2 separate regions of the Mus musculus genome follow, and region 2 is linked to region 1. A link is a loop called in an ENCODE intact Hi-C map of the cell type or tissue named here. Cell type or tissue: heart. All regions are shown on one strand. Each heading gives the region's core, and the rest is flanking DNA. Links, peaks and the distances in the headings are about the cores only. Region 1 holds the start of Gm30806 (a long non-coding RNA gene). Region 2 overlaps Ppp2r2a (protein phosphatase 2, regulatory subunit B, alpha).

Region 1 (15,747 bases), core at 2,507-10,506:
CTAGCACTATTGTCTCAGTGCTAGAAAAGTTGAGGCAAGAGAGCATTACAATTTTGAGTCCAGCCTATCTCAAAAGAAAAGGAAAAGAAAGACAAAGAAAATACTATTTTCTTTGGCTTCATTACAGGGCATGTCAGGCCAACTCAGATACTACACGCTCGCCCAAAAATAATTCTGAGATTCTTCCAAACTGGAGCTCACCTGTGCTCTGCAGGCCTGGCTCCTCCCTCACCTCTGGTGTCTTCCATCTTTCTCCTTACCACCAACGTCTTTGTGTCTGTCCACGGCTGAGCTCTATCAGATCATCACCACGCCATGTTGGCCCTAGGGGCAAGGAATGCTGACCTATGTTAACGTCGGAACCCAACCACGGCACCATAGAGGCTGCTGTGGGCACGTCCCCAGTTTGCTTCTGTGAAGGCTCTGTCTTGCTCCTGGTAGCTTTCGTGCCCATCACTCGTCTTGCCTATTCTCCCTGCCCTTCTTCGTCGATGGCTTCCAAGCCCAGAAGCTCACACTGATCTCTTTCTTCTCTTCTCTGCACTGTTGAACTGTCACGGCTGTCTGTGTCCGTCTGTGTCTGTCCCCAGTTCAGCTCTCTGCAGCTGAGCGAACGCTGTTGTCTGGCAGTCCCTCCATCCATTTCCTTTCCGCTGCTAAACTCTTCCAGACCCCATCTGCTCCTCTGAGGCACCTGGTCCCACCTCTTAGGAATAACTTCTTCTCCTGTTGCACAGAGATAACTGAACCCTGTTTCCTATCCCAGAGCCTTCGTACCCTCCAACCTCGTATCCCAGCTTCCTGCACCAGACTCTGGCAAGATGGCCACATCCAGTCTGCCAAGGTCAGCTTCCCACTCAGTGCAACCATGAACTGCTCCTGCAACCATGAGCTGTCAGCTCCCTGCCCACACCCAACTGCTCTTTCCCTGATGCCACCTCCTTCCCTTCACATCCTCTGGAGATTCTGTTCCCTCTGCTAAGATGAAGCAGGCAGACAAAAAACCACCGTTTCCTCCACCAAATCCTCTTAGCCTTCCACTCCCTCTGTGGTTTCCTACTCGAGTTCCAAAAGAGCCACACTGCCATTGTCACCCTTCCATGCACCTCAGCTTGCCCTCGCTTCAATGTCATCCAGCTGTAGTTCAGTGTAGCTTCTACACACACACACACACACACACACACACACACACACACACACACACACAAATACGCATTCACCCATGCATGCACATATACAAACATACACGCACATAAACACACATACACACATTCACCCACACATGCATGCACATACACATACATTCACCCACGCATGCATGCATATAAACAAACACAATCTAACATATACACATGCACAGACACACACACAAACACCCACACACACTCATGCATGTCTCACACCCACACACTCTACAAAGTTGCTCCCTAAGGTGGTAGGGAGACCTTTCAGATGTAGACCACAGTGGACAGTGGTTAGATGATTGTGGGTTTTGCCCTTAGAAGAAATTAATGTTGTTCTCGCAGAGCTGTGATCAAAAGAACAGAACTGGCTCTTTTTTCTCTTCTTCGTCCTCTTCTCTTCTCCCTCCTCCTCCTCCTCCCCCTCCTCTCTAGCTCTTTGTCTAACTATGTGACTCTTCTATACTCCTGTCATTATGATGGCCCTGCCATGAGGTTCTCCCCAGAGCCCAGCAGAAAGCTGATGACCAGGTACCCTAGCTCTTGAATAATGAACTATAAACCTCTTCTTTTTTTGTGATGAACCCAGCCTCGAGTATTTTGTTACAGAAACAGAAAACTGATTAAGACATTCATGAAACCACTTTCCCAAGTGGTAGATCCCAGAACAAGCCATGTGTTCTTGTATCTGACACTAGAAATCACCATAATTTGAGTTTCAATGAGACAAAAATTCTAAGGTGTCCTTCTGACTTAAAATCCGTGATTTAGCGGTCTCAGTCTGCTCTTCTGATAATGAAGAAGAGATGAAAGCCTTTGATCAAGCAAGAAACAAGCTGAAATGCAGTCTTAGGAAGTCAAACAAGTGAGACCACTTCTGGAAGAAAGACGCCTTCCACTCTAGGGTGTGGGAGAGTGGGTAGAAAAAAGTTTCCTAGCAAGCAAAGCTCAGAGGAAACTGAGTTTGAGTGTGCCCTCAGGAAGTGGGCGGGCAGGAGAATGGAGGAGGCCCTTCCTTAAGGGCTCACACAGAGAACAGCTTGGGTAAAGTTACACAGAGCACATGGCTAGTGTGAGTAACAAGGACTTCCCAAGAGTTGAACTCAGGATGCTGAGGCAGGAGGATCATGAATTCAAAGCTGGCCTAGGCCACAGACTCTACGGCCTAGAGGAAGAACGTAACCTCCAAAATTATAAGGATGAAAAGAGGAAGAGGAAGAAGAGCAGGATGAAGGAGGGCAGGAGGAGATATCTTACCTCCACTGGTCCTCTTCTGAAAGATGGTGCTAACTATTGTATGACCATCGCTTATAATGTCCAATATAGTGAATGAGCAGACCCGTTCACTGAAATTGTAAAAGCCAGGAGGTTCTTCAGACAGTCTGGAGCAAATGCGAAACCAATGCATTTGGGGCAGCCCCTGCCTGGCCTTGGGACTGGGCTTGCCCATGTCTGGCCTGCCCCGCGGGGGGTTGGGTTTCATTGTTGTTATTGTTACTGTTGTTGTTGTCATGAATTTATTTATCTTATTGTGCATGTGTGTGGCAGCACAGACACACCCCAGGAAGTATGCAGAAGTCAGAGGACAGCTCTCTTGCCACAGTGTGAGACTCAGGGATGGATCTCTGTCTGGTCTTCAGTCAGCACAGAAGCCTCTGTGTCCAGAGTACTACCTCAACACATTTTTTAGTGTTTCCCAGTGTCCAAGGATGAGATGATAATAAAAGTAGGAACCCGGCTCTGTGAGGCTTGCAGACAAGAGAGCCCTCTAGGGTGTTTGTTCTTTAGCTTAGTTTTTCAATCTGTGGGTCGCGACCCCTGGGAAACCCCGAACAACTCTTTCCCAGGGGTCACCTCAGACCAGGACAACACAGATACTTACATTATGATTCATAAGACTAGCAAAATTACTGTTATGAGGTAACAACAAAATAATTTTATGTAGGGTCACCACAACATGAGGAACTGTGTTAAAGAGTTGTCATCCCAGCTTTAGGAAGGTTGAGAACTGCAGCTCTAAGCCTAAAATTAATGCAACGTTTACTGTAAAGGAATTGGAGGGAGGGCAAATCCAGTGCCCTTGGTACAGGCTGAATGCCGTGAAGTCCTGTGTGGCTGGAAGAACAGCTTGGCAGGGATGGACTGGGAGGTGCTGAGGGCCAGGCATTAGAGGCTCAGACACAGACCGAGCCCCAGCAGCCATTTAGCAGCTGGACTGTCTCTGTTCTTATCCTAAGACGCACTTATCTCTCCCCACTGATGTGGCAGGAATCCTTGCCCGTGGTTCAAAACCCGCTTCCCTGAGTGCGTGATGTCATTAGCGAGCTGGCACATCTTTTAGGGATACAGTTCTGTTATATCAATGCAGGGACACATATGTTTTCACCGCCTGCTTTGGAAAGGGAGAGCACTAGCTCTGGGGTGGCTGAGAGAACACACTGATCCTCTTAGCAACCGAAGGATCTAGGTGGAGAGTCAATAGGCCTTGTGTTAATTTGCCTTCAGGATAGTTATTGGCACGCGTACAGAACTCGCTCATTGCCAGACTGGGGACCATTTGCCTGGACTGGGGTGCCATCTAGTGGATATTTCCATAACTCCCGGTGCTAAGACTGCAGAACTCTACCTGACCGCAAGATGGCCTGATCCAAGTTTCTCCCGCAGATGCCCACAGGCAACAGCTGACTAGAGCAGGAAATGCCTAGTTTGTTTCTTTTCATAATTTTGACACCGCAGGCACAAAGTGCGGACTTTAGCATTTTCTCTCCTTAAAACGTCAGTTATGAGCTCCAAGTCAGATTTTGACTGTGCTCATTTTTTTGTGTGAGACGCTGCTGTGCATTTGTATCGGTGTGTGTACCGATGCGTGTTTGTACGTGTCTATTTGTATGTCTCCTTGTGTATGTGCATGGGTGTGTGTGCATCAGTGTGTGTTCATGTGTGTCTCTGTGTATGTCTTCTTGTCTGTGTGCATGTTGTGTGTGTCCTGTGTATCTATATATTCCTGTGTATGTATGCGTGTGTGTGTGTGTGTGTGTGTGTGTGTGTGTGTTTGTGTGTGTACATGTCTGAGTGTGTGTATGTCTCTGTGCATTTCTGAATATGTGTGTGTTATGTGGCCATGTATGTATGTGTGCATATCTGAGTATGTATCTATGTGTGCTCTCTGTGTGTATGTGACTCTGTGTGTGTGTGTGTGTGTGATTCTGCATGTGTGTCTGTGAGAGAGGGGGGACACTGGGAGAGGGACAGTGAGACAGAGGGAGAGAAGGAGAAGGGAGAGAAAGAGGGAGGTGTGTGGATTATAGTGTGACCAGGATGGCTCGGCCACTCAAAGCATCTCACTGAGGTCACTGCTGCCACATCCTTTATTAGTTACTTTTCTACAGCTGTGATAAGACACCATGACCAAGGCAACTTATAAAAGAAAGCATTTAGTTGGGCTTAAAAAGAAAGCGTTTAACTAGGATTATAGTTCCAGAAAGTTAGACCATTATGGTGGCAAGTAGGAATGCTGGCAGGGACAGCTCAGAGCTTACACCTGAGCCACAAGCAGGAGGTATAGACAAACCTGAAACCTTAAAGCCCGTCCTCCAGTCACACGAGTCCTCTGACAGGGCCACACCCCTGGCCACTCCCAAAGAGTTCCACCAACTGGAAACCAAATATTCAAGCATGTGAGCCTCTGGGGGCCATTTTCATTCAGACCTCCATACCTGCCAATAGGCTGGGATGGTGGGATCTATCCATTTCCTCAGTCTAGGCCTTTCATGGACAAACCTATTAGAACACTCTTTCCCAGAGTTCATACAGAAACTGGCCACTGTCGGGGACAGTTCTCACCCCAGAGGGAGCCTCCACAGCCTTCTGCTAGCAGCAGACTGAACACTTGAAGACAGGTGATGCTGCCAGCTGTCAATCATGGTGGAAGACTTTACTGCAAGCTTCCCCACCCCAGCTGAGGTTCCTTTGGTACCCATGACCCCTTGAGCTCTTGAGAAGAGAGACAACACATCCTTTAGCTTCTGAGAAGAACAAATGGCACCTCTCAATATAAAAGAATGTGTTCCCATTTTTCTGATGTTCACAACTCAAGGAGTAGTTGAATAAAGGGATTTTTTTGTTTTTGTTTTTTTGTTGTTTTTCGAATCAAGCATTTCTCACAGAAGTGTATCCATAATAAAGACAGAATTCTTTTTTTCAGGGTGAGGGAACTGGTTCTAGAGCCTTCTGAGAGTTTCATTTAAAAGCCATATCCTCTCAACTGGAGAGATGACTCCACAGTTAAAAGTGGGTAACTGTCCTTGGAGAGAACAGAACACGACCTGTTCCCTGTGGCTCACAACCACCTTTGTAGAAAGTTCCCATTTTCAGGGGATTCCCCTGCCTGCCCCCCTCTGGCCACCATGAGCATTGCACTCATGTGCACAGTGACTTGTGCACCTGCCTGAGCACACACTAAACATAATGAGAATAAATCATTTTTTAAAAAAAGTTATGGAATATCTCTCTTGAAAAATGTGCTCAAATGTACACTTCAGTTCTTAGCCTTCTTCCTAAGAGGAATAATAAACGTAGTCGCTAAAAAAAAGGCCAGGGTGAGATGGTGTGTCTTCCAAGATGTTCACACCCAGAAATTTGTTGACTACATTTCATTTCCTAAGTCTCTGGGATGCTTGCCAGGTGCTGGGCACTGGGCTATGTGCTGAACATAGGAAAATCAATAGATGTAGTCTACAGTTTCAAGAAACCCAATAACCTTTTCTAATTTTAGTGCTTTCCTTCTGTAGACCTCATGTTTTGAGAGAAATTATCCAAAAACTTTCAATTATTGGTTAATCTGTATTTTCCTGTGAGCTGGTCACCATTACTTCAGTGTCAGCCAGTTCCCCGGGCCTGCAGGGACAATCTGCGGGGACCCAGGGCAGGGGAGAGAGAGAGAGAGAGAGAGAGAGAGAGAGAGAGAGAAAGGAGAAGGAGGAAGAGGAGGAGGAGGAGGAGGAGGAGGAGGAGAAGGAGAAGGAGAAGGAGAAGGAGAAGGAGAAGAGAAGGAGGGGGAGGGGGAGGGGGAGGGGGAGGAGGAGGAGGAGGAGGAGGAGAAGAAGAAGAAGAAGAAGAAGAAGAAGAAGAAGAAGAAGAAGAAGAAGAAGAAGAAGAAGAAGAGGAAGAAGAAGAAGAAGGAGAAGAAGAAGAAGAAGATAAGAGACACGAAGAATGAGAGCAAGTCAATCATACTGATCAAGCTCTGAAAACTTTATTCTGGAGTGGCAATATAAGCATAAGCAAGAGGAGGCTCCAAGGGAGGGGGGAAGAGCCCAGGGACTCTCTGAAGGTCAGGTGGCAATCTTCAGCTTCTAGAACCAACGGTCACAGTGTCCTCTTTTCCCATAAACATTCTTACTGTTATGACCAGGAATGTCCTTTCAGGATTGTTTATGTAAGCTAGAAAATATCCACAAGGACATGGCTGAGACCATGGCTCCCGGCAAGCCAGGACTTTCCACAGAGCTGGAAACAAAGCAGATACTCAATAAACATTGGCTCAGTTATACTGGTTGAGTTGTCAAAATTCCTGTCAAAAGTAAGAAATGGTTGCTAGTTAGTACAATTCAGCTGCTGATGTGGGTTTTTATAGTAGATTAGCTTTTTCTAATGAATACAATTTTCTCATTTTTTTTTAAATACTGAAACGAGTCCCTGAACATTTCCTTCAACCTGGGCTACCAGTTGCCAAGAGATACAGACTAGAAACCTAAGATCTATTCTCTGTGAAAGTTCTAAACCTTTTTTTTTTTTTTTTAGAATTTTAATTATTCACCAAAAGGCTCTGCGATGTTTGATTAACAAAACAGAGGCATGTATAGCCTCTCCTATTATGAACCCAAATCAATTTTGGAAACAGTAAAAGGCTAAGAAACACAGAGAAGGGAGCGAGGAAGGGACAGACAGGGAGAGGGGGGGAGGGAAAGAGGAGGAGAGAGGGGGAAGGAGGGAGGGAAAGGGGGAACATTTCTTTAACTTGGTAAAAAAAAAATCAACTTCAAAAAAAAATCCTGAAAACACCTACAACTGACATCTTGTTACTGAAAATACGTTTTTCTTTGTTTGTTTGTTTTCGAGACAGGGTTTCTCTGTGTAGCCCTGGCTGTCCTGGAACTCACTCTGTAGACCAGGCTGGCCTCGAACTCAGAGATCTGCCTGCCTCTGCCTCCCAAGTGCTGGGATTAAAGGTGTGCACCACCACACCCTTTTTTTTTAATACGTTTTTCTATCAAAGTGGAAACAAAGCAAGGGTAGCCCTCCCACCACCACCTTTAAGCATCAGATGTAATGATATAATGCAACATGACAGGGAAAGGAAATAAAAGTCATACCAACTGGGAAGGGAAAAAATGAGAACTGTTTTGTTCTCAGAGGACAAGGTGGTGTAGAATGTAGAAAATCTGAGAGTCAGACAAGGCACGCACACCTTTAATCCTAGCAGTTGAGAGGCAGAGGCATGCCGAGCTCCAAGTTCAAGGCCAGCCTCATCTGCTAAGCCAGTTCCAGGACAGCCAGGGCTAAACAGAGAAACCCTGTCTCAAAACCAAACAAGAATAATATAAGCAAATAGATACAAGATCTATGTGAGCTCAACTACACAAGTCTGAGAAAAGCACTCAGAGAATGGACTGAGCGGAGAGACGTGGACGAGGAGAGTCAGTAGTGCCAAGGTGTGCACTTTCCCCTCAGGATAAGGTATCAATAGATTCAATATAACCCGACTCCAAAGCCGATTATTTTGTGAATAGCCACAAACTGACCCAACAGTTGACATGAAGAAGCAAAAAGCCCAGAATAACAAACTTAAGACAGAAAAACAAGATTGGGAAATTGCCGCTTACTACCTTGAAGACTTATTCTGAAGCCACAGTAATTAAAACAGTACGGTGTTAGTAAAAAGAATAGACAAAGAAACAAAAAGGCCATAGGAAAAGAGCCCAGTACAGGCCCCCATAAATACATTCACCTGAGTTTTGACAAAGAAAGGAAGGCACCATGAGGAAGACAAATAGTATCCTCAGCAAGGCTGCCAAGGTACAGAGGAGGAGGATGGGAGGAGAGAAGAAAGGGGAAGAGGGGGAGGGGAGGGGAGAGGAGAGCAAAGGATGAGGGAAGGAAAGGAGAGGGAGGAGGGGAGACGGGAGGGGAAAGGGAGGAGAAGGAGGGGGAGGGAAAGGGAAAGCAGGGGAAAGGAAAGGAAGAGGAGGAGGAGAGAGGAGGGAAAGGGGAAGAAGAGGAGTGGAGGGACCAGGAGAGGGGAGACAAGGGAGGGGAGAGGAAGGGAAGGGAGGGGAGGAGAGAGAGGGAGAAGGGAAGGGGGAAAATACATAGACATATATGTGCAGGCAAAGATTCCATACATATAATTAAAATATTTTAAAAATAAGCATAAGAAAGTTAAAAATGAATATTGGAGATGTTTGGAATCACACACAAAGGTCTCACCAAAAGCCAGAAAGAAAGGGAAGGTAGAGAATGGGATGGGTAAACCTACCTCAGGACATTCTTGGAATACATGTGTGACTGCCTTTTCAGGTGAGCTCTGTCAGGCTGTTAGATGCACACTTCAACGCCACTCCCCCTACTTTGAGATGGATGTGTAAATTACAAATTAAAACTTTTCCTCATTCCCTACTGAAGGCAGTTATTTCCAGTCTACGTCGATGGAAGCAGGTTGGCTTCATCTACAGAGTACTGCTTCTGTGCAGTGATGTGCTGTGGATGCCTGTGGCAACACACTATAGTTGTTCTCCAACAGTACACCCAAGAGCTGCTTCCAAGCACTGGTGTGCTCCTGTGGTTCTTCCCCCACCCCCACACCCCCGCTTAGTTGTCAATTTGACTAGATCTGGAGTAGAGCAATAGGAAGTTGTTGGGACATTGGTGAGGTGTCCTGGCTTGGATTAATTGACAGGAGAAGGTCCACCCTAAGTGTGGACAGCAGCTTCCAGTGTTAGTCCAGATGCAGAGGCAATAATAGCATGGCGCCTGACAGTCAACAGCCGTGGCTGGGATTAGAAGGTTAGAAAGCCATTGCCTTGACTCCTGTTTCGCTCCTACCATCACATGCCTGTATTCTGCAGACACGTTCTTAACGACCAGGAGCATCATTAAGAAGGGTGGTATGTTGACCTCTGCTATCTGCTTTGTTGACCTGTTATCTGGCTTCTGTCTCTCAGTTGTGTCTTTCCTGGTTAGAAATCTGACCTGATGTTAGAGACTCACCCAGCAGTAGCTCTATCTTGAGTGCTGTTCTAGCTCAAGCAACTCCTCTTCCTCCTCCTCCTCCTCTTCCTCCTCCTCCTTCTGAAATCTGCCTTTCATTTATATCTTGTTACTCTACAGTCCCAGTCTTGTTCCCCAAGGCCCCATGTAATGAGGCAAGACGGAGAGGAATCCTTCTTCATTGTGCCTTGTGTGCTGGTGCCTTCTGTGTAGAAGCCCCACTAATGACCTCCTGAGATTGAAGCTAACTTCATTTGGGAACAATGATATATTTTATGTGCTTGGTGTGATGCTTCATCTTGTCAACTTGAGGAAACTTAGAGTCACCCAGAAGACACACCTCAAGGTAAGCCTGAGAGGGTGTTTCCTCAAAAGATTATCTGAGGAGCTGTCAAAGAATCCTAATATAGAAGCAAAGACCCTACCCTAGCCGTTGGTGGCACCACACCATGGGCTGCAGTCCCTGGCATGGATTCGAAGTCAAAAGAGAAGTCGTCTGATCACCAGCATTCATTCCATTTCTGCTCTGGAGGTCCCTGCTACCGTGGACTCTGCCTTGACTCCCCACAAAAATAAACCAAAATAAACCCTTCTCCTCTTACGTGCCTTCTGTCAGGTGCTTTCTTCCAGCAACAAGAAAAAGAATAGATATTCCAATCATGGGCATTTCTAGGGCTGGCCCACCCAGGCAGAGCATGAGCCAAAGTTCTGTATTCTGTCATGTCGTGAAGCAGGTTTGCCTCTGTGGAAGCAGTCCAGCATGGCCAAGTGCTGCTATGACTGCAGAATCAGTCTACTCCGTGGGACGCAGGATTCAAAACCTCCCTTGACAATCGCCTCATGGGATGCAGTAGCCTGGATACAACAGAAAAGAGACAGAGCCACATATTGGGAACAGAACACCAGAAGAAGTCAGCTGATTCAACCCAAAGGGAGCTAGAACTAACCAGAACTGACCAGACAAGCTTGTTTGAAAAATGGGAACAGTTGGCGCTTATTGATTGTGGGGAGATGCACTAAAACTTGGAAACTATCCATTATACGTGGGCATGGTTTCAAAAGATGTTTTTCCTCCTGCATGTGAGCTAGACTGCTTTGCACTTGGTGGGTTAATGGATAGGCAGGACCATTCAGGAGCTACTGAGTCCCTCCTTGTAACCACCCTGTGAGGGATGGAGATGGTCTAGAGATTCTTATGCCCCTCCCCCTCTTTGGCTATTAGACTATTGAGGTAATGGGCCCCAAGGAATTGGAATTTCCTCTGAGTTTCATTCTGGGAGAAGGTGAAAGATGAAGCCTAGTGCCAGCCAGAGGGGCAACCGGGCTCCAGTCACGAGATTTAACAGTTCTGACAGCTTGTCAGGCCACCTTGCAGGAGAGACTGGAGCCCAGACAATGTCTGGTCAGAGTGAGAGAACAGGAGGACATCTTGATCAGGACTGCTTATCTGTGCATTCCTCTTACCTTCTATTCACATCCAAACTTCTGGGACTGAGGGATGGCTCAGCAGTTAAGAGTGCTTGTTGCTCTAGCAGAGGACCTGGTTTCGGTTCCCAGCACCCATGTGGTGACTCACAACCCTCTGTAAGTGCCAGGGAATCCGATGTTCTCTTCTGAGTTCTGTTGGCACCAGGCATGCACGTGAGACACTACATACAAGCAGGCAAATGCTCCCACATATAAAAGGCAACTTCCTGGAATGTAGGAGTTGTAGTTCTTGGAAAATACCAAAGCTGTGTGAGGAAATACAGTGGCTGGATAGTTTTGTCATGAAAAGCCCCTGAACACATGTCTAGTCAACATTCGTTGGGAATTCTAGAGAGTGGTCCTGGCCAAAGTCCATCCTGGTCATTATTTAATTAAAGCTTGCTTCAAATTTGGCTCAAAATTTGGAATCTCCGGGTTAACACTGGCAGGGCCCAGGATTTGACCTCAACGACTCTGGTAACATCTAGTGGCTGCTCTATAAATATCATGGGTTAGTCTGGACCTTTGGATTAGGCCAGGGACTATAGATGCTTAAACTGCTGAGAAAGCATAGAGTGTGCTAGAGAAACACGTCTGCTTCCGTAGACAATAGTCAAGTTTACCTGGTCTTGAGCAAAACATTTCTGATGATCCACCTGTCTCCACGCAGAGATTAGTGGAGTGTGACTCAAAGGTTAAGGCAGCAAAACAGACAGGCATGATATGAAGAAAGAGGTGCCATGCATTTATTCCATCTGAGAGAGAGAGAGTATGCATGTGTGTGTGCACATGCATGTGTGCACATTCATGTGTGTGCACGTGTGTGGGTACATGTGTGCACATGCATGTGTGCACATTCATGTGTGTGCACGTGTGTGGGTACATGTGTGCACATGCATGTGTGTGCATGTGTGTGGGTACATGTGTGCACATGCATGTGTGTGCATGTGTGTGGGTACGTGTGTGCATGTGTGTGGGTACATGTGTGCACATGGTTTCCAGTCTGAGCTTCTGGCCTCATGGACTCACCCCATGCTGTACAATAGAGCCGTTAAGCAGAGACAGGATGGAGGAAGAGGAAAACACAGTTTGCTTTTAATGGTTGACAGGTTGAGGGCCCAACACCTTTTTGTCGCTCTGTTCTAATCCTCACCTCTTCTTATCTTCACTGCAGACATCTCTGTTCTACTACCACGTTCTTCCCCATCACAGTTATCAAGGAGGGTGGTATCGTGGCCTCTACTGCCTAGGTTCTGTTTCTCAATGCTGAGACACTCTGAACTCAGATGCTGGTGAGAGAAGAAAGCCCCAGTCCTTGGCGTCCTGAGTCCCTCATGCCTGAGTCCTGCAGCCATTTGTCTGCTTGCAGTAGCACTGGTTTCCAGAATTGACTGACTCATATCTGGATTAATGATGTCTAGTTCCTATTCCTTGTCATACAAGGCCAGCCACTTGCAATGCCTGTCCCTCAAGCAGACTGGATTTCTCCAGCCTGTTTCACAATGCCTAGATCTGAGCATGAACACAGGGTTCCTTTCTGTAAACACAAACTGGGCTCTGCCTTAGGCCTGTCTCACTTGGGCTTCAGTAGCTGTTTCCTATTTGTACGGCCTGAGTATCTTCAACTGGCCAAACCCACAGACCTAAGGCTAGCAAGATGACTCAGGCAGCACTGGCCACCAAACCTGACAACCTGAGTGTGGTTAGCAGAACCCACATAGGAAGGAGAAGAACTGACTTTCACAGATTGTCCTCTGAGTACCTGGCACAGGACAAGTCAGGACCAGATGACAGGAGATAGAAATCAAGAGTTACTCATAATCACAAATGTCACAGGAGACCATGATGCAACCTACTGACAGCTGTGGATACAATCTTTCATTTCTGAGTCTTTGACCTATAGCTTGGTGCCCAGAACATCACCCATATTGAACAATTAATAAACTGCTGACTAGTTCCAGTGAACACACATTAAGCACAGCTGGGGACAGTCGCTATGAACTCCTAGGAATGGGGCGCAGACAGGAGATGAGGGCTTCACATTCCTCTTTGCTCCAACCCTGAACTGTTCCGACCCCTGCCCCAAAGCAGCACCCGCAGCTTGGTCCTGACCTTCAGCTCCCTGTGGCCCTGCCTTCCTTGAAGAGGGTGCTCCCAGCAGGTGCTCCCACCAGGATGCTTGCCCCACACAATGGGCAACCCCCAGAGCAGTGCCGCCAGTAACATCAATTTCCTGGAGGGCCGGATGGGTGCCGAGATGCTGTAATGAGAACTCATGAAGGTATGCCAGGCTTCTGATGCCGGGAGCTGGTGCCATTTCCAGTAAGCAGCGTGGCAGTGAGAGATAAGGGCATGAATTTGAATGGCTATTGTGCTCGGCGAACCACCAGAGGGGCTTTCTGCACAGGCTTTTGTAGGGCCAGGTGGCAAGGATGATCGTGAACTGAGAACGGGTGAGTGATTCAACTTCCCCTCTTTTCCTGGTTCCTGATTTTCTTGAACTTCTTACCATCCAACAATGCCCATCTCTCGGAGTCCACAGAAGCACGCATGTTAAACTAGAGATCATTGGGGGGGGGGGGGGGGCGGGGCATTCCATCTCAGCTTCTCAAGTCTAATGCTGGCCCGATGCCTTAGGCTCTCTGATCAAATCACTCCCCAACCCGTGCCTCGGTTTCCTTTTCTTAGAACCCATAATGCAACAGGCCCACATGCTGTTGTGAGCAGCATAAAGCAGGGACCTCAATAGTCTCTCCAGAGCTCTGGTTAAGCCTGTGTGTCTCTTTATAGGAAGTACCAGATAAAGGTACTCGGTGGTACTTGGTGTGGACCCCTCCAGCGCGAGTCCTGGCAGAGTAGGTAGAGTACCCGACACACCTGAAGCTCCTGGTCCAACACTTTGAGAGTTGTTGAAACACAAACAGCTAAGGAAAGTCTGGTACTCTGAATTGTGTCTTCATGTTTTATTGTTGTGAAGAGACGCCTTGACCACAGCGACTCTATAAAGGAAAACAGTTGGGGCTGACTTATAGTTCGGAAGTTTAGCCTATTATTGTCATGGAGGGAAGCATGGTAGCATGCAAGCAGACATGGTATTGGAGAGATAGCTAAGAGTACTGTAACTGGATGGCAGACAGGAGCAAGAGACAATGAGACACTGGCCTGGCTTGAGCATCTGAAACCTCAAAACCCACAAAAGTGACACATGTCCTCCAACAAGGCCACACCTACTCCAACAAGGCCATATCTCCCAATAGTGCCACTCTCTGTGAGCCTATGGGGGCCATTTTCATTCAAACCACCAGAAATTGCATCCCAAGGCTATTTTCAGATTTCATTTAACAGTGTAGGCACACAGGGGCACACACACACACACACAGATAAACATATACACATGCACACTGACACACACATACACATATCAATATACATGCACACATGTACACACACATACTCAAGTTGAGGGCTTGAGAAATGGGATGTGAGCTTATTGTTACTGTCACTAAGAATAGCCCTGAGCGTTTCACCTGCCTTTGGTTGGGTCAGGCCTTGAGGTTTTGATCTGGAGGGGGAAAATCATTTGTGCTCATTTCCAAACAGAAGAGTGAAGAGTGTTTCATTCATTCACTTTCCATGTAGTGTCTTAACCTAAAATAAATAAACAAATGCAAGCTTCAAATTCAGGCATTCAACTGGTTTATACTAGTTTACACTGCTGTCTTAGGGTTTTACTGCTGTGAACAGACACCATTTCCAAGGCAACTCTTTTTTAGATATTTTCTAGATATTTTAGATATTTTCTTTATATACATTTCAAATGCTATCCTGAAAGTTCCCTATACACCCCCCTCTGCCCTGCTCCCCTACCCACCCACTCCCGCTTCTTGGCCCTGGCTTTCCCCTGTACTGGGGCATATAAAGTTTGCAATACCAAGGGGCCTCTCTTCCCAGTGATGGCCGACTAGGCCATCTTCTGCTACATAAGCAGCTAGAGATATGACCAAGGCAACTCTTATAAATGACATTTAATTGGGGCTGGCTTACAGGTTCAGAGGTTCAGTCCATTATCATCAAGGCGGGAACATGGCAGCATCCAGGCAGGCATGGTGCAGGAGGAACTGAGAGTTCTAAGTCTTTATCTAAAGGCTGCTTGCTAGCAGAATACTGACTTTCAGGCAGCTAGGATGAGGGTCTTAAAACCCAAACCTACAGTGACACACCTACTCCAACAGGGCCACACACTCTAATAGTGTCACTCCCTGCTTTGCATGTTTTAAAAAGATTTATTTTTTTATGTCTATGTGTGTGAGAGACAGATGAAGCTGAAGCCTCCACATTCATTCCTCCAGTCTGAAGGCTGCTGTCTAAGCTAATGAACACACCGAGCAGCCCCAGCCCAGGTTGCAGGATGCATCCTGCCATCCTCTCCTGAGTGAGCCCTTCTTGGTTTCCACATGAGCATCTCCTGGGTTACCAGAGGGCACTGACACTCTGGATCCAGGATAGACAGAATCTGAATATGTTCAACATTTTATTTCACTACCTACTTCCACTGATGAATGTGCTCCCTGCACAGCGGCCAGAGCAAATCTGATTTGTGGCTGATGTGACTCAGTAATGTAATCTGCTTCCTGCAGAGAGACCACTAATGAGTTCCTTGGTACTGTGCTGTTGAAGTATCACATGGCTTTATTTCATTCAGAAATTCTTACTAGCTTTTTACACAGGTGTTTAAGTGTGTTTGGGGTTTTCAGAATAAGCAGAGCTGAGGTTTTAAGTAGCTAGGAAAGTGCTGATAGGTAGGTAGGTAGGTAGATAGATAGATAGATAG
Region 2 (15,747 bases), core at 2,782-10,781, 160 kb after region 1:
CCGGCTTTTAAAGAGCAGTGAGCATCGTCGTATACAGCCATTTCTAGATTAAACTCAAGTTTAGTTAAAGTTATATCTTGCTATTTTAGTCAGGGTTGTTTATGCTAGATTGTGTCCCAATGTGAGAATGAATTTTAACAAAATCTTACTCTTTATTTAATTTTAATTATCCTTTCACAATTTCATGTGAATATATGAAGTATCTTTGTCATTTATCCTTCCTGTCTCCCTCTCATCCCATTCTGTCAAACCCTTCCTTCCCAGGGAGTCCACCCTCTTATTTCCATGTCTTTTTTTGTTTACTTCCTTGTTTTTGAGACACTGAGTCTAAATAGAGTTGCTTTTATGATCAGATTGTTTATTATAGTTAAGTCAGAATATTCCTGTAGCCCAGGGTAGCCTGGGGCTAATTTTAGCCCAGGTTGTGGTGGATTTTTGGCAGTCTTCCTTCCTCAGCCTTCAGTTCTGAGATTCTAAGTGTGAGCCATCCATGATGCCTGGCTCACATGCTTGTGCTTCACCTGCCCTTGGTGATCTTCCGTTGCTGTGTTGAGTAGGAACTGTCTCTGACCAGGGTCTCTCTCTCAAAGTATTTAATCTTCGATTTAGTTTTGGTTGGTTTTCTTTTTGAACATATTTTGAAATGAATACATTTTTGATTTTGACCTAGCCTTACCTTGAAATGCTGCTCTGACTTCTAAAGTATTTGCTTCTGTTTTCATATTTGTACAATACATGTAACACAACTGTTTTTCACAAATCAGTCAGGTATTTTATCACAGCAATAGAAACCCTAACTGTGGTAGCAGCTATATTCATAGTGATCTTCTCTTGCTTGTAGGGTATAATATTATTTCATGCATACTCAGACCAGATTATTCAACAGGGATTACTGGTAAAGGACTCATCTCAGCACATTCAAGTTCACGGTCAAATTCCTTTTAGTTATTTCACATAATACAAATATTTTTTAGTTTGAATTAGGGTTTAATAACATTCATACTACTGTCAGAAGCAGAAACAGTTACAGGAATTAATAGTTCTGAGTAAGAGTTATAAGAATTCTCTAAAAAATTAGAACAAAAAAGGGAGACAAGGGGGAATCAGATCAGTCCAGAGTCCCAATAACCATGTTAGAGGATCTCCAGAAAGCACAAATGTTAGAGACAAGAAAAGAGAGGAAGTTACAGTTTGAGAAGGTTCACCTTGCACCACCATCTCAGTTACAGAGCATAACAAAAGCATACCACTGAGAAAGGGAGAAACGCAGCAAGGATAGCACCAAGATCTTCAGCCCTTCAACTGCATCATAAGCAGCAACAACAAAAGCAGTGTCTTCCAGAACACAGGGAGAAGTTAACAAGCCAGGTCAGGCTGTGCCCCACACTAACCCTGAAGCTAGCCAGCTATGTCCAGTCTACAGCACTCAGGGCTCATAGCTAAAGAATGGGGCCTCACTACAGACTGAGATCTGTGTTGTGTGCGGTTGTCAAGAGTAAACTTCATAGATGACAAGAGTCATGTTCCCTTTTCCCAAATAGCTCTAGGTTTCAGTCAAGTTTACAGAACTCAGGCAGCCAGCAGCACAGCTGCATAGGAATTTATTCTCCGATCCTCTACCTTCTTTTCCAAGTAAATTGAAGTGCCCTTCACAAAGCTTACATAGCAGTTTATTCTGATACTTCAGTGAGATCCAGCTCCGCAGGGGTCTCCCTTTACCTTCTTAGTCTGTGTTTTCTTCCCTAGAAATGCCTCAAGTGTCCCTGTGCTATCTTTTGTTAGACTGTAAATATAGAATCTGCATCTTTGGTGATGGGAAGCCAGTAAAGTAGCCTGTATTTGCTTGTAGGTTTTTTATGTGAGATAGCAATCTTATAGCAAAATACATATTAGGTTTTGTTTGTTTGTTTTTGAGACAGGGTTTCACTGTGTAGTCCTGGGTATTCTGGAACTTTCTCTAAAAGACTAGGGTGGCCTCAACTCAGAGATCTGTCTGCTTCTGCCTCCCAGAGGGCTGGGGTTAAAGGCGTGTTCTACTACACCTGGCCCTCACCAGGGATTCTTAATCTCTATTCTCAGAAAATAGAATGCCTATCTTTAGGAAGGTGGGGCTGGAGGTAAAATGTATCCTGTATGTAGGGAAGCCTTTTAGTTATTTAACCCTAATTAAATGTTTTGTGAGCTAGAATACATTTGGTAATTTAAGATTTGTCTGTCATTAAGTATTTTCACATTGCACAGTACGAGGTATGCCTATCATTGAGCATAGACCTCTGTTCAGCAGTGGATGATTTATGCACCCTGCTGAGCAGCTGTGTCTCTGCCTCCTTTCTGACTGTAGATATATTGTTGAAGAGTGATTGAGCTTATTGAGTTTTGTAATTCAAAATGTTAGAATTCAGCTACAGGGGCTAGTGTACGGCTCAGTGGTTAAGAACACTGATGCTCCTTTCTGGCCTCTAAAAGTAACTGCATGTGTGTGGTATACAAACCTACATGTAAGCAACACACACACACACACACAAACACACACACACAGTTTCTCTGTAGCTCTGGCTCACATTTTTTTTTTTAATTAAAAAACAGCAATAAAACTTAGCACCTAAGAGGTAGAGACAGTAGGATTTCTGCAAAGTTCAAGGCTACTGTTGGTTGTATGATTAAAATAGTGAGTACCGGGCCAGCCAGGGCCAAATAGTAAAACTCTGTCTCAGAAAATAATAATAAGCTGAGTTTAAATTGCTTTGTGGAGTTTTTGTGACAGTTTATATGTTCTAGGCTGCTTGTGACTTGTAATTCTCCTCCCTTAGACCACTGATACTACGGTTATATATGTCTGCTACCACACCTGGCCTAAACTTGTGTTTTGAATTGAGTTTGGTGACATTTAGAATTCAGCAGTTAGTAAAATTACCATAGAAGAAAATATCCTGGGAATTACTGATGTGGGTGAAAACAACATTGTTTTGTTCAAGAGTAGAATTAGACTAGGTAGGAAAACTAATACAGATTTCCTATCACTTTTTATCAAAACAGGCTTTGAAAGAATGTGCAAAGTACCTTAGCACTATTGACTTGTGGTAGTGAATGATGATCTAAACCCACGTGTTAAACACTCTGAAGTGTCCAACAGCATAATAGGGAGAGTTCAGTATCCTTGGAAACCCTGGAGGAGTGCCCCAACTAAGCCGTGAGACGCACTTGGCAGGTACACAGTAGTAGCTGGGAAAGATGACATTGTTGACTGCTTTAGTGTTTGTTTACAGGGTTGAGAGCCCCCTGAAGAGTAGGAGAAGGGACCGGTATTGATTGGCCTAGGTGGAAATGATAGTGGTCTATAGGTGGTTAGATTAATGAGTATTTTGTATTTTGAAGCAGGGATTAAAAATCCAGTAGCTTGAGATCTGGGACTGTAGTAACTAAATGGTAGAGTGTCTGCCTCATAGGTCCTGTGAGGTCCTGCAAGGCCCTGTGTTAGGTCCTCTTAAATAACAGCAACAGATACACAGGCCTGTGCACACAGGAGTTGGGTGAGGCAGGGAGGCAGCTAGGGCTGTTGAAGCTCAAAGATGAAACTGCTCTAGGCTTCTCTCTTTAGCTTGTAGTCAAGTTACCTCGTGGCCATGAAGTTCTTAACTGTTTTTCTGTGCTGACCAAGGAACTATAGTGGGCACCCTCTAACATGGCTCCAATGGACACTGCCCTCTGCTGCTCTGCTCTTTGTATAAGTTTCTCCCTTGAATGACACACCTAACAACTGACTAGTACAAGCATGACAGAAGTGATGACATACACTTACAGATGAGGCTACCCAAAGGTCTGTGCTGTTCCCTTTCATTTTCTTTCATTTTCATGACCAGCTACCATGATTGTGAACTTTTCTGGAATCCATGTGGCAGAGAACTGGTATCTCAGGTCAGCATCCAGGAAAAATGATGTCTGACAGCAGCCATGGGAGTGAGTCTGTAGTTGGCACTTACATAGTTTCCCTCTGGAGCATCCTTTCACCTGACAGCCCCCAGAAATAAGGCCATCGGAAACAATTGTTTTTATTTTGAAGACATTAGTCCAGTGGAGTTACACAGAAAATCTCCATGTCATCAAGCCTAAAATTAAATTTCAGCCCCCATTGCTCATATATTTTTAAGTTCTTTTAAATGCAGTTTATGGCTACTGCTTTTCCAAAACACTGTCTGCTTGGCTTCTGGAAAAACATCCCACCTCACCAGCAGCCCCCAACCCAGTCATCTCTTCATGTGGTTCCTGCTCAGCTGCCAAGGATAGGAAAGCCTCAAGGCGCTTAGCCTGCAACCCTGGTTTTCTTTACCTGCCCCAGAAGGAAATCACCTTGAAATGCCATATGACTTTGAGTGCTTTCTGTAAACTCCTGCCAGATCCATTTAGCTGCTCATACAACATTCTGCTCAATTGTAGTTCACTCAGAGATGTGCAGATGGACTATAGTTTTTCTTGTTTTTCTCCTGCTGGGTTTGTTTTTACAAGCTTGTTACTACTCTTCTGTATGTTGGTCCATCCGTCCATCCATCCGTCCGTCCATCCATCCATGTTTCTGGCAGGGCTGCCTTCAGAATGCATTCTTCTGCTGCTGGACAGTTCTGACTCTTCTCATCCCTTATTTAGTAAGAACACATTCACAGAGTTATTTGAAACATAACTTCCTTTGAGAAGTGTAATGGAAACAAGGAATTGAATTTTAAGTATGGCTGCAGACCAGGTCAGGAAATGCCTACCTGATGTTTTACCTACCAAAATTAAGAGGAAAAAGAATTTTAAAAAAGATCCAAGTAGAAAGAATTCACTGTAATTTCCTTTCTCCTTTCTGTTTGACTTTTGAGTGTCTCAGGCTAGCCTTGAACATCCTTTGCAGGAAATAATGGCATTGCATTCCTGATCCACTGCCTCCACCTAGCTTAAGTGTTGGGAGTGTAGGTTGCTACCATGGCATGCTTAAATTGCTGTTCCTATAAAGGCACGTGAGGTGTTCCTTTGATTAAGGGTTTGTGAGGAAATCAGTGGTGTAATCTTTTGGATTAGTTATCCAGCGGGCTTTTCTTTCTTTTGTTTATTTGCTCTTTAGACGCTGTTAACTGGAGCTTCTGAGGCACATATCTGCCTATTAGTGATGAGGTCCTCTGAGCCAGTGGGAAGACCTAAACTTATTTTTCTTGATATTTATCTTTATTTTATGCACATGTTTGAAGATTTGTTCATACCTGACCTCTTGGCCTCTTGGCCTTAGATTTTTCATCTGTTAAGTCTTTGTATTAATGTAAACAGGTGTACCTGTTTGTGGTGGGAATTAAATGCTAGTACATTACATGCAGCTTACCACAGCATGGCACTGCACTGCACTGCACTGCACTGGCTCTGACTACAGGGTTGCTTACTAGGATTTCTAAAGCACCTCTGCTTTGCTCTCCTATCTGCTCTCCCTCCTCCCGATTCCCAGTCTTCTGTGTTGCAGTTGACAGGACACAAGCTGACAGGGTTGTTGTTAGTTAAAACTCAGTGTTCTGGTTTTGGATATTAGAATAAAGCCTGTAAAAAATTTTTAACATAATCTAAAAATCTCTAGTCTTTTCATCTAAATTTCTTAGGAGTTTGTAACCTATGAGAAATCAAATTTGAATTAAGAATGACTGTCAAGACAAATGGACAGTGCAGTGTGTCCTGATTCTTATAGTGTGATTATGACAGTTGTAGTCTGTAAAGCTTTTATAAATACACACATCGATAGAAACCAATTCTGAGTTTAAAAGAAATTACTTTGAAAATAACTTTTTTGTTTTGTTTTTTGAGGTAGAGTTTCTCTGTGTAGCCCTGGTTGTCTTGGAACTCACTCTGCAGACCAGGTTGGCCTTAGACTCAGAGATCCACCTGCCCTTACTTCCGAGTGCTGGAATTAAAGACATTCACCACCTCTGCTCGGTGGGAAAAAATATTTTATGTGTCTGCTAAATGTATATATATGCGTCACATTCATTCAGGTGTCTGGAAATTAGAAATGAGTGTTGGATCCTTTGGAACTGGAGTTGTGCATGGTTGTGGGTCCTTAGAGGCATCTCTTCAGCCTTGAAAGACCTTTCTTTTGTTTTTTTAATTTCAAAATTAAAAACCTCTATAGCTACACTTCTGTGTGTTTTTAGTGCCGTGGAATATTTTAGTTTTCAACCATTTAAAAATATAAAATCTGCCAGATGTGGTGGCACATGGGCTTTTTAGTTCCAGCAAAGACAGAGGCAGGCAAGTATCTTGTGTTTGCTGCCAGTCTGGTCCACATAGTTTCAGGCCAGCCAGGACCACACCCTAAGACCCTATCTCAAAAGTGAAAGTAGAAACATCCTTGGTTGGTGACTAAGATACCCATAGATGTGAAGTGTGGTTTGTTTGCATACACACCAGAAGAAATGTTTGTATCACCACCATCAGTATTACTGGTGATTTCAGACTGGGTCTCACTCAGTAGCCCTTGCTGGCTTGGGGTTTGCTATGTGACACAGGCCCAGGCTCTGTGTGTGTGTGAAGAAGCAACAGAGCAAGGCAGTTGTGATACTGTTACTTGTTTGGGCTGTAGGCTCAGATTTCAGTGAACTAAAGTAGAGTGTTTGGAAAACAAAGGCCAAGGCTATATTGACCATAACACCCTAGGGACAATTAATATTTTGTTTTATTTTGCTGTTTATAAAGGGTCTCACTGTGTAGCCCTGACTGGGCTAGGACACCTCTAGGTAGTAGCAGGTTGTCCATGTTTGCCTGCCTGTCTTTGTCTCCTTAATGCTGGGGTTAAGGAGTCTCTAAGAGCTAGGCTAAGCTTCCTCCTCTAGGCATAAGATAATGAATGGCCAGGTAGGAAAATGACAGTCACACTTTTGGTTTGTTTTCTGTGCCTGTGCTGCACTAATGTGGTCCTGAGGTATCGTACATGAGTGGTTTCCCGAGTGAACCTAGGAAGACAAAAGCAGCTTTATCTTAAAAAAGAATGCCAACCATCTCATTCTGTCCATGTCCTGATGTGAAGACAGTGGGAACGCACTGACTCAGGCTTCTCTGGACGCAACAGAGAGTCAAGAGTCGAAGACATTTGCCTCCAGGTGCTTACCACCACTGTCTGCCCTCTGCCTCTCAGGTAAGAGGGATGAATGGTCTAGTCAGTGCCAAGTGGGGCGGCTATGAAGTGGAGGGAAGAAAGAAATGGTGTGGCCTGTTTGTCAGGGGTTTAGTTTTGAAGGGAAGAGGTTTCCAAAGGACAGCATTAAGTTGGACCTGCTTTGCATGGCACAGTGGCTGTTTCTCCAACAATCAGATCTGTGTGGGTTTAGTGGCTTGACCTTGGGAAAACTATTGAGGACTTTGAGCTCCCTCTAGAGGACAACAGTCTAAAAAGAGCCTCCTAAAGTTCTTCAGGGAAAGAACCTGAAGATAGCCATCCCTTTTAAGTAAGAAGTTACTGCTTTGTGAACGTATTAACCTCCCCTTCGTGTGTTAGCCTCACAAGTGCTAAGTTTCACCCCAGTCTGAGCATTCCCTTATATATTTCTGAATGAGTCTTTCTGAAAAAATTTGTGTTAGTCATATCTAAGTAGCTTTGTGGGGTCAAAGAAAAGATGGTGAAAATGGATCGTGCCTTTTAATTGGAATATAAGTATGTACCAATCTCTGAGTCTTGAATGGACCTTGTGAAATGTACAGAGAGACAGATAACGTGTTTACCTGCTCTCCTCAATCCATCTCTCCACATCTGGAAAGAACAAGTACAGGAAGATTAACAAGATGATGAGCTAAGGTATAGGCTTGTGCCTAATTAAACATGTGAACGAGCTGACACTGACCCGCCTAAGCTTCAGAGCCTAGCTAACTACCGAGCAGTTTGTTCCAGGACAAAAGTGTTAGCCGTGGTCAAATGGTCTGAGGTCCATTGGTTATAGCTTTGATTGTGGTTCATCCTTTTATTCTTTGTTTATTCCTCTTTGCAGAACTTGTGTAAATTCAGTTATTTAAAAATGCACCTATAAAATGAAATGTTAATTTTGTGCTAATGATTTGAATAAAACTGTGTGTGTGTGTGTGTGTGTGTGTGTGTAAGTGTGTGTAAATGTCCATGCTTGGGGAGACCACTGGTTGAGGTCAGATGTCTTCTTCATGTTTGCTTTATGTGGTGTTGGATATCAAATCCAGGGTTTCATACATGCTAAGCAAGCTGCCTAGTAACTGAGTTACAGCTCCCACTTTATTCTCTTATGTGCTAGCATTGCCCTTCTTCGTCTTCGTCTTCGTCTCCGTCTCCTCCTCCTCTTCCTCCTCCTCCTCCTCCTCCTCCTCCTCCTCCTCCTCCTTTTCTTTATAAAGTATGAGGAGATATGAATGGTGAAAGCATGCCAAAAGGATCCAAAGCCAACCCTGAAGGCTTTTAATGGCTAAATGTTGAATAATTGAAATAGATTGAAATTATATTTAAATTTTAACAAAGAGCTTTAAGCTTCCTCCAATCCCCTTGAATTTAGGCTGCACCTTCCTAAGCACAATGTGGGGGCCTAGGAGTAACTTTCTATAGGAAAAACCTTAGATGAATAGAGAATGGACTATGTCATCAGTAAATCATGGACATTTCCACTCTAACCACAAGGAGGATGTACCACTGTAATACTGTGACATAAACGGTATGCTAACATTTGTGATTTTCCTGCCAGGAACCCACAGTTGCAGCATTACCTACCGTTTAAAAAAATGCATTTCACAGTCTCAGATTGAGGGATTTCCCACTGTCTACTGCCCAGGACTCTCAAGTTCATCAAAGACAAGGCAGTCTGAGGAACTCATAGGCCAAGGGAAGTAACGAGACTGTAGTAGGGTAACCTGGACAAAGTTTTGGAATGGAAAAGGCACGAGGGAACTGAGGAACAGCACTATCCAGTTCATTTAAAATGTGCCAAGCTGCTTCCCTATCTGTGACAATCGCAGTATGAGGTGTGAACAGTAGTGCCACTAGATGAGGTGTCTATAGGACTCTGTACCATGTGTGTGACCTTTCTTAAATCTAAAGCTGGGGGTAAAGTTTCTGGAAGGGCCTCTATCAGCTTTATGCAGTTTTGTTAAGTGTTTGTGAAGTGAGTCGCCTGTTAGTCTGCATGTCCCTGTTTACAGGTGAGCAGCGGCAGGCTGTTCTGTAGGAAACTGAGGGAAGCCTGTGCTACTTTGAGTGTAGTTTGTCTTCCCGAGGTTCGTGTTCTGGCTGCATGGTCCTCAAGGGTAACCATGTGAGAAATAGACTGTGGTATATGGAATGTTGTGGTCATGTTCTTGGAAGACGCTAGTTCAGTGTAGTTTATGAACTCCAGGTTTTCTAACAGAAAGCCATGGTCCTAGGAAAAATTGAATAGTGTTTGCAGATGTATGGCCCTTTCACACCCTTAATTTTCTGAATTAGACGCTTCCTAATAAAACAATAGTATTTTCTCCAGCCATTATACTCTTGTTCCTGCTAGATAGGTTGAAATATCTGTTAAATATGTCAAGGCATATGCTCTGTTGAAAGACAAACCCAATCGTGAACACAGAAACCACTACGTATTGGTAGAGCAGAGCTGGGACCCTATCCTTAGTCTTTTGTCATCCCCTAGTGGTTAGTGACTTGCAGGGCATTGTTGAGATTGGTGACGGGAAGGAGGAAGCTTTTCAGGACTGAAGAGAGGGAGAGCCTGGCAGCCTGAAGATGGGACAGCTAGCTAGCTTGTTCTCTTGTAGCCCTTTAAGGACGCAGATGATAGTGAGTATTTGAATCCGTTACTTTAAACATGAGTGATGTAAAGTTATGAAAGTGAAACTTGAATGACTGGTAATACTTACAGAATACTATATGCCTTAGGTATACCTTGAAGGCTTTAAAAATTCAGAAAGCATGGTAACAAGTGAGTGATATATCAGATTAGGATTACAGAATGCCTGGGATAGGATTCCAATGTCTGGATTTTATTACTTTCCGTGACAAACTTATTTTCACATGGTAAACATAACTCTTTTGATTATACAGTGCTATAGGCTTTGAGAAAAACCAATCACAGTCATTACTGCAACTGGTACACCAAGCAGTTGAGTTGCTCCAGAACATTCAGGCCCTCTGTAGTGTGCATCTCATCCCTGACCCTAGTAATCAACTCGTGGTCTCTTGTTTCAACTTCTGTTGCCATTTGCATTTAGCTTTATTCACCCAGCCCAAGGCATCTCGAGCTGTATCCTGCTTGCTATTGCTTATATCAGTAGTTATTCCTTCTTCTTACATTCATATATGGGTGTCTGGTTTCTTAGGTTTTGTTTTACTTGGGTAAGTAAGTGCTTGGGTAAGTAAGTTGCTTAGTCAACATGTTAAGAGTGTATTTGTATTAGTTTTCTTGTAGCTGACAAAAAACAACTTAGGGATGATAAAAAGCTTGGCTTACAGTTTGAGGTGATATAGTCTCATGCCAGGGAAGGCAATAGTGGCTATTAATCTTGTGTCCACAGTCAGGAATCAAAGTCTGCATTGCCCCTCCCCTGGTTTTATTCAGCTTGAAACCACAGCCCCTGAGATGGTTGCCACCAGTGGGGTCTTCCTCCTCAGCTAAACCACTCCCAAAACAGAAGACTTGAGGAGGAGGTATGTTTCTTAGGTGCTGTATTGGCTAGTTTTGTGTCAACTTGACATAGCCTGGAGCTATCACAGAGAAAGGAGCTTCACTTGGGGAGATGCTTCCATGAGATCCAGCTGTAAGGCATTTTCTCTATTAGTGATCAAGGGCGGAGGCCCCCTTGTGGGTGGGACCGTCTCTGGGCTGGTAGTCTTGGTTCTATAAGAGAGCAGGCTGAGCAAGCCAGTAAAGAACATCCCTCCATGGCCTCTGCATCAGCTCCTGCTCCCTGACCTGCTTGAGTTCCAGTTCTTCTTTCAGTGATGAACAGCAATGTGGAAGTGTAAGCTGAATAAACCCTTTTCCTCCCCAACTGCTTCTTGGTCGTGATGTTTTTGTCCAGGAATAGAAACCCTTACTAAGACAGGTGCTAACGACTTTGGTCAGGTTGACACTGAAGATTCACCATCATAGTGCTGAAGTCCTGCACACCCCTGTTGCGTTTGCAGTGTTGTGTGCCTATACATTACGTTAAGTGATCTGTCAGCAGATTACTGCCTTTTGATTTCTTTCTCATTTAGTTGAGTAGTATATAAGAGTATTCTGGTAGTATTAGGGCAGTGGTGATGCATGCCTTTAATCCCAGCACTTGGGAGGCAGAGGCATGCGGATTTCTGAGTTCGAGGCCAGCCTGGTCTACAGTGTGAGTTCCAGGACAGCCAGGGCTACACAGAGAAACCCTGTCTCGAAAAACCAGGGGAAAGAAAGAAAGAAAGAATGAATGAATGAATTCTGGTGTTCCTGTAGAAATGATACAGTAATGGCTTTCCTATCTCTTACCTGTCTATGTTCTGGTAATTTGTTTTCAGTTTTTGGATATTGTCCTTAGAGTATTAAACTGCTTTGTAACTTTTAGAAAACTGGTATGATGGCACTTTTATGATAGAGACCTTCCTTTTGATACTGAGATGTTCAATCACACAGTACCTACCCTCTGCCAAGTTACTAAAATAACACTAGTTCTCAGAAGTAGGATTAAGAATTCTCTTCCCTTGCCGTTTATGAGACTTAAGGGTACAATTAAAGATGCATAACAGCTGGACATGGCTCAGCATGAGCTTGGCCTTTACTTTGTATTTTGAAGTACAGCTTGCAGGACCCTCCAACCCAGATGGCTAGACACACTTCAGCAGTTTATCCAAGTTAGGTCTTCTTCCCTTTATTTGTATTCATTTACTTGTTGGTTCTGGGGCTGAAATGGGTCCTGTGTGCTATAAAAAAATGTGCTCTCCCTCTGAGCTACAGTCAGTCCTAAGTGCAACATGAGGAGGCATCTCTACACATTTATTTGATCTTTATGTGCTAGGATTAATTTTTGTGTTTTATATTTTTCCTTTGACATTACTATTATCATTTGTTTGTTTTTTGAGGCAGGGTTTCTCTGTATACCTCTGGCTGTCCTGGTACTCCCTCTATAGAGCAGGGTGGCCTTGAATTCATAGATTCTTGTGCCTCTTCCTCCAAAGTGCTGGGGTTAAAGATGTGTACCACCACCACCTGGAATTATTTATTATTTTTAACAGGGTAATTGTGTAACTCTGTAGCCTAGGTCTCCTATTGTAGACCAGACTGACCTCACCGTACCTTATTTTTGAGATGGTATTTCTCACCTATAGCCCATCTAGATAGGCATTTGACCCATGAGCTATTTGTCTTTACTCCTTGGCAGTTTTGTGAATGTGTGTCTAGGTTTTCTTACTCTATTTTCAAACATTTATTAACTCCTTATGAATATATTGCACATCTTTCTTGCAGAGGTGGAATTTAGAATGTGTGATCACTCAGTACCCTTGGTGTCTTTAATGTAGTGGATGCTGTGTAAAGTGCTTAGTTATTGCTCAGCCATTACTAAGGTATAAACTTGTTTGGTTCTAGGTGCTTTGTTGAGTACAGGTACTTTGTCGGGGTGAAAGGAAAGCAGCAAATTGAATGCCTAGACTGTATTCCTTTAACCTTCATTTCATGACTTCCAGAACCCTATGCTGCCCCTGAAACCATATGGCTGCTAAATTTGAGTCTTGGCTTTGACTCTTGACACTTGTATGTAGCACCACCCCCTAACATACTTGATATCTACAGTTTTCCATTGTTCCTCTATACATGGAAAATGAAAAACATTACAGTTAGTGCTATGAATAGGAAATAGATATATTTAATGCTCACTTGGTACACTGTAGTTCTATATATCTGTCCATTATGTGCTTGGAGTCATTTTTATAGAAGAACTAAGGTTGTCAGACTTTCTCAATTTACTAGCTAACCAGCTAGTAAATTACCTTTAGTTTTTAGTTTTTAGTTTTACTGGGTTCCAGGAAGGTACTTACAGAGAGGGTGGTAGGCCATAGTTTTCAACTTGTGACTACATTTCCCATCTCTTGTTTATCGGGTATTTAGCACACGTTCAACTTTCAGTTTTAGAAATCTTGCATATCTGTACTGGTTGGTTTCTTTCAAATTACTTCTTTGAAAAGTCATTCTTGTTTCAAATTATAAAACCAGCGAGTAACTGCATTGCCTCACAGCTCGGAGAAAATGATAGGGCTGAGAATTTGGTCCATTGATGTGCAGTGTTTGTCGCTAATTATTACAGTTTCTGTAGGCCACAAGCGGATGTTTTCCTTTGAGTTTTAAAACAACTGTTAAAGTTTGGGATTCTTGTCTATCTGTTATCTGTTTATTACGCCACACGAAGGACTTTCAGAAAAGTAGATGACAAGAACAGGCAAGGTAAAAATAGGCCACTAATGCTGCTGTCAGTCACACCCACCAAAGAAGTGATTATTTCACCTGCAAAGGGCAAGCCTGGATGGTAATAGTTTAGAAAGGAGATGTTGTATTCATAGAATGAATCCATTATAAACTCGAATTGATGTAAGAACTGATGAAGCCTTTTAAAGACTTTGCTTTTGTTGCATAATTTATAAATCTATGTGTTTAAAATTTGCTGAGTGTTAGTTGGTGAGTGAGTGGGGATGGGGGATTCCTTTTTCCCACTAACCATATTAGAATGCTCTTAAGATTAGTAAGACAGTCTTGATTGTAAAATAACATTTTTATTATCTTTAGAAAGATTCCTTTTCTTTGAAAAGAGTATTTTGGTCTTTGACATTTCATATTTATGAGGACATAATGTTCTGTACTGGGCAATATGTCACATTTAATATAATGATTCTGATTGCGGTGTCACTACTATTGCTTTTATAAACTACAGAATAGTTACTTAACTTTTTTTTCCCCCCATGAGTACACTGTTGTTGTCTTCAGACACACCAGAAGAGGGCATCAGATCCCATTACAGATGGTTGTAAGTCACCATGTGGTTGCTGGGAATTGAACTCAGGACCTCTGGAAGAGCAGTCAGTGCTCTTAACCACTGAACTATTTCTCCAGCCCTAGTTACTTAAATCTAAAGAGTGTTCCCATTTTGGTAGCTTTCATGACACAGTTCTCTTTTTCAGCTCATTTGTTATCTTTGTACCCAAGAGTGTATATGTAGCTGGGCGCCTTTAATCCCAGCACTCAAGAGGCAGAGGCAGGTGGATTTCTGAGTTGGAGGCCAGCCTGGTCTACAAAGTGAGTTCCAGTACAGCCAGGGCTACACAAAGAAACCCTGTCTCAAAAAAACAACAACAACAAAAAAACAACAACAACAACAAAAGAGTGTATATATTACTGACTTTTAAGAATACAATTTGGGTTTACGACTATTAGAATTCCATCTGAAATTATTAAAAATATTCCCTCTCTGTAATATCTTAGAGTTTTGTTGTTGGTTTTTGAGACAGGTTCTCATGTAGCAGAGGCTGATCCTGATGCTCTTGCCTCTGCCTCCCAAGTACTGGGGGTTACTGGCCTGCACTACTCATTGGTTTCTTTCTGCCCTGATTTTGAAGGCTTTGAGTTTATATAAATAATCCTAGCAGCAGAGGTAAGCTCTTGCTTAGCATACTTGAGTCTTCCTTCAGAGTTGGATCTAGAGTAACCCTTCCAGCAAACAAAACCAAAAATGTCAATGTCATCATGCTCATTAGAAGTATGTAAATAAAGCCAGGTATGGAGGCATCTATCTTTAACTCCAGCATTCATTCAAGAGGCTGAGGTGGTAGGATAGCAAGTTTGAGGCCAACTTGAGCTACTTAGCTAATCCTTGTCTGGGGAAACTAAACCAATAAAAAGTATTGTTAGAAAATTAATAAAATAATTATTGTTTGATGTCATCATAAAATACTGCAGGACTTTCACGAAGGAAACTAGTTATGAGGAGTTCAAGAGTATCCCAGGCTACAAGAGACCACTTTTCCAAACAACCCACCAACTGGGCTTTCAGGATGGTTCAGTGTTTGTAGTGCAAGCCTGGAAACTTATGTGAAGATGAAGAGAACCTGTTCTACAAACTTGCCCTCTGACCTCTACATGCACCTGTTGGCTTAGTCCCCCTTTTACAAGTCACACATATACATGGTTATAATAGCAAATCCCACAAATAAGTGTCTGGTTTCTTTTTTTCATTCACAAATTAGTGAAATATTTACAAACCTGGCATTTATTATTATCTTCCTGATTGGTTGAATGGCTTTGAGTCAGTTTATTTGGGGGAGCCTCTCCCCCAAATGAAAGTGTTTTATGGAAATGTTTCTGATGTGCATAGATGGAGAATGCTGATATGAACATCCTTAGTGAGTTGAGGGTCAAAAACTGATGTCTTTTTGTTTTTGTTTCAATTATACAGCAGATATAATTTCTACAGTAGAGTTTAATCATTCTGGAGAATTACTAGCCACAGGAGATAAAGGTGGGAGAGTTGTCATCTTTCAACAAGAGCAGGAGGTAAGTACTGACAGTTCAGTGTTGCCTTTTCAGTTTGATCTTGAGATTGGAGGTTGTGCTGGAAAAATCCAGCTTTAACGCTGGACCCTGAGTAAATTTTTGTCTGCAGATAGCTTACGGTTTCTCTTAGCTCTGCGTGTGTGTGCTCCTGTATGTATGCCTTTGTTGCTTTTATTTGAAAACCCATTTGAATTGTAAAAGCCTTTGGTAGAGAAGAGGGTGGGAAGTAGTTGATTAA

The links. Hi-C counts contacts between places; a loop is a spot of excess contacts. Peaks named below come from ENCODE experiments on the same cell type or tissue, not always from the same donor. Only the 100,000 strongest peaks of a DNase experiment are listed, where the experiment ranks them.
Region 2: it touches region 1 in a loop (7-fold over the local background); 4 of 42 quality-filtered maps call a loop at or near these places.

Annotation. Positions count from the first base shown.
Region 1 is chr14:67,199,931-67,215,677 of GRCm38, reverse strand. Gm30806 (a long non-coding RNA gene) reads right to left here and starts at 14,152. Exons shown (of 4, transcript XR_001781308.1): 1 at 13,794-14,152; 2 at 10,914-11,069; 3 at 8,719-10,304; 4 at 6,575-6,689. In heart, for the core only: a CTCF peak has its summit at 5,573 (motif pointing left); a DNase peak (open chromatin) is centred at 3,637.
Region 2 is chr14:67,038,637-67,054,383 of GRCm38, reverse strand. It overlaps Ppp2r2a (protein phosphatase 2, regulatory subunit B, alpha), which reads left to right. Exons shown (of 10, transcript NM_028032.3): 3 at 15,412-15,509. Among named protein-coding and RNA genes, the nearest start is that of Ppp2r2a, 26 kb to the left of the region's middle. In heart, for the core only: CTCF peaks have their summits at 3,714 (motif pointing left), 7,386 (motif pointing left) and 9,634; no DNase peak of the experiment used is centred there; H3K27ac peaks cover 285 bases.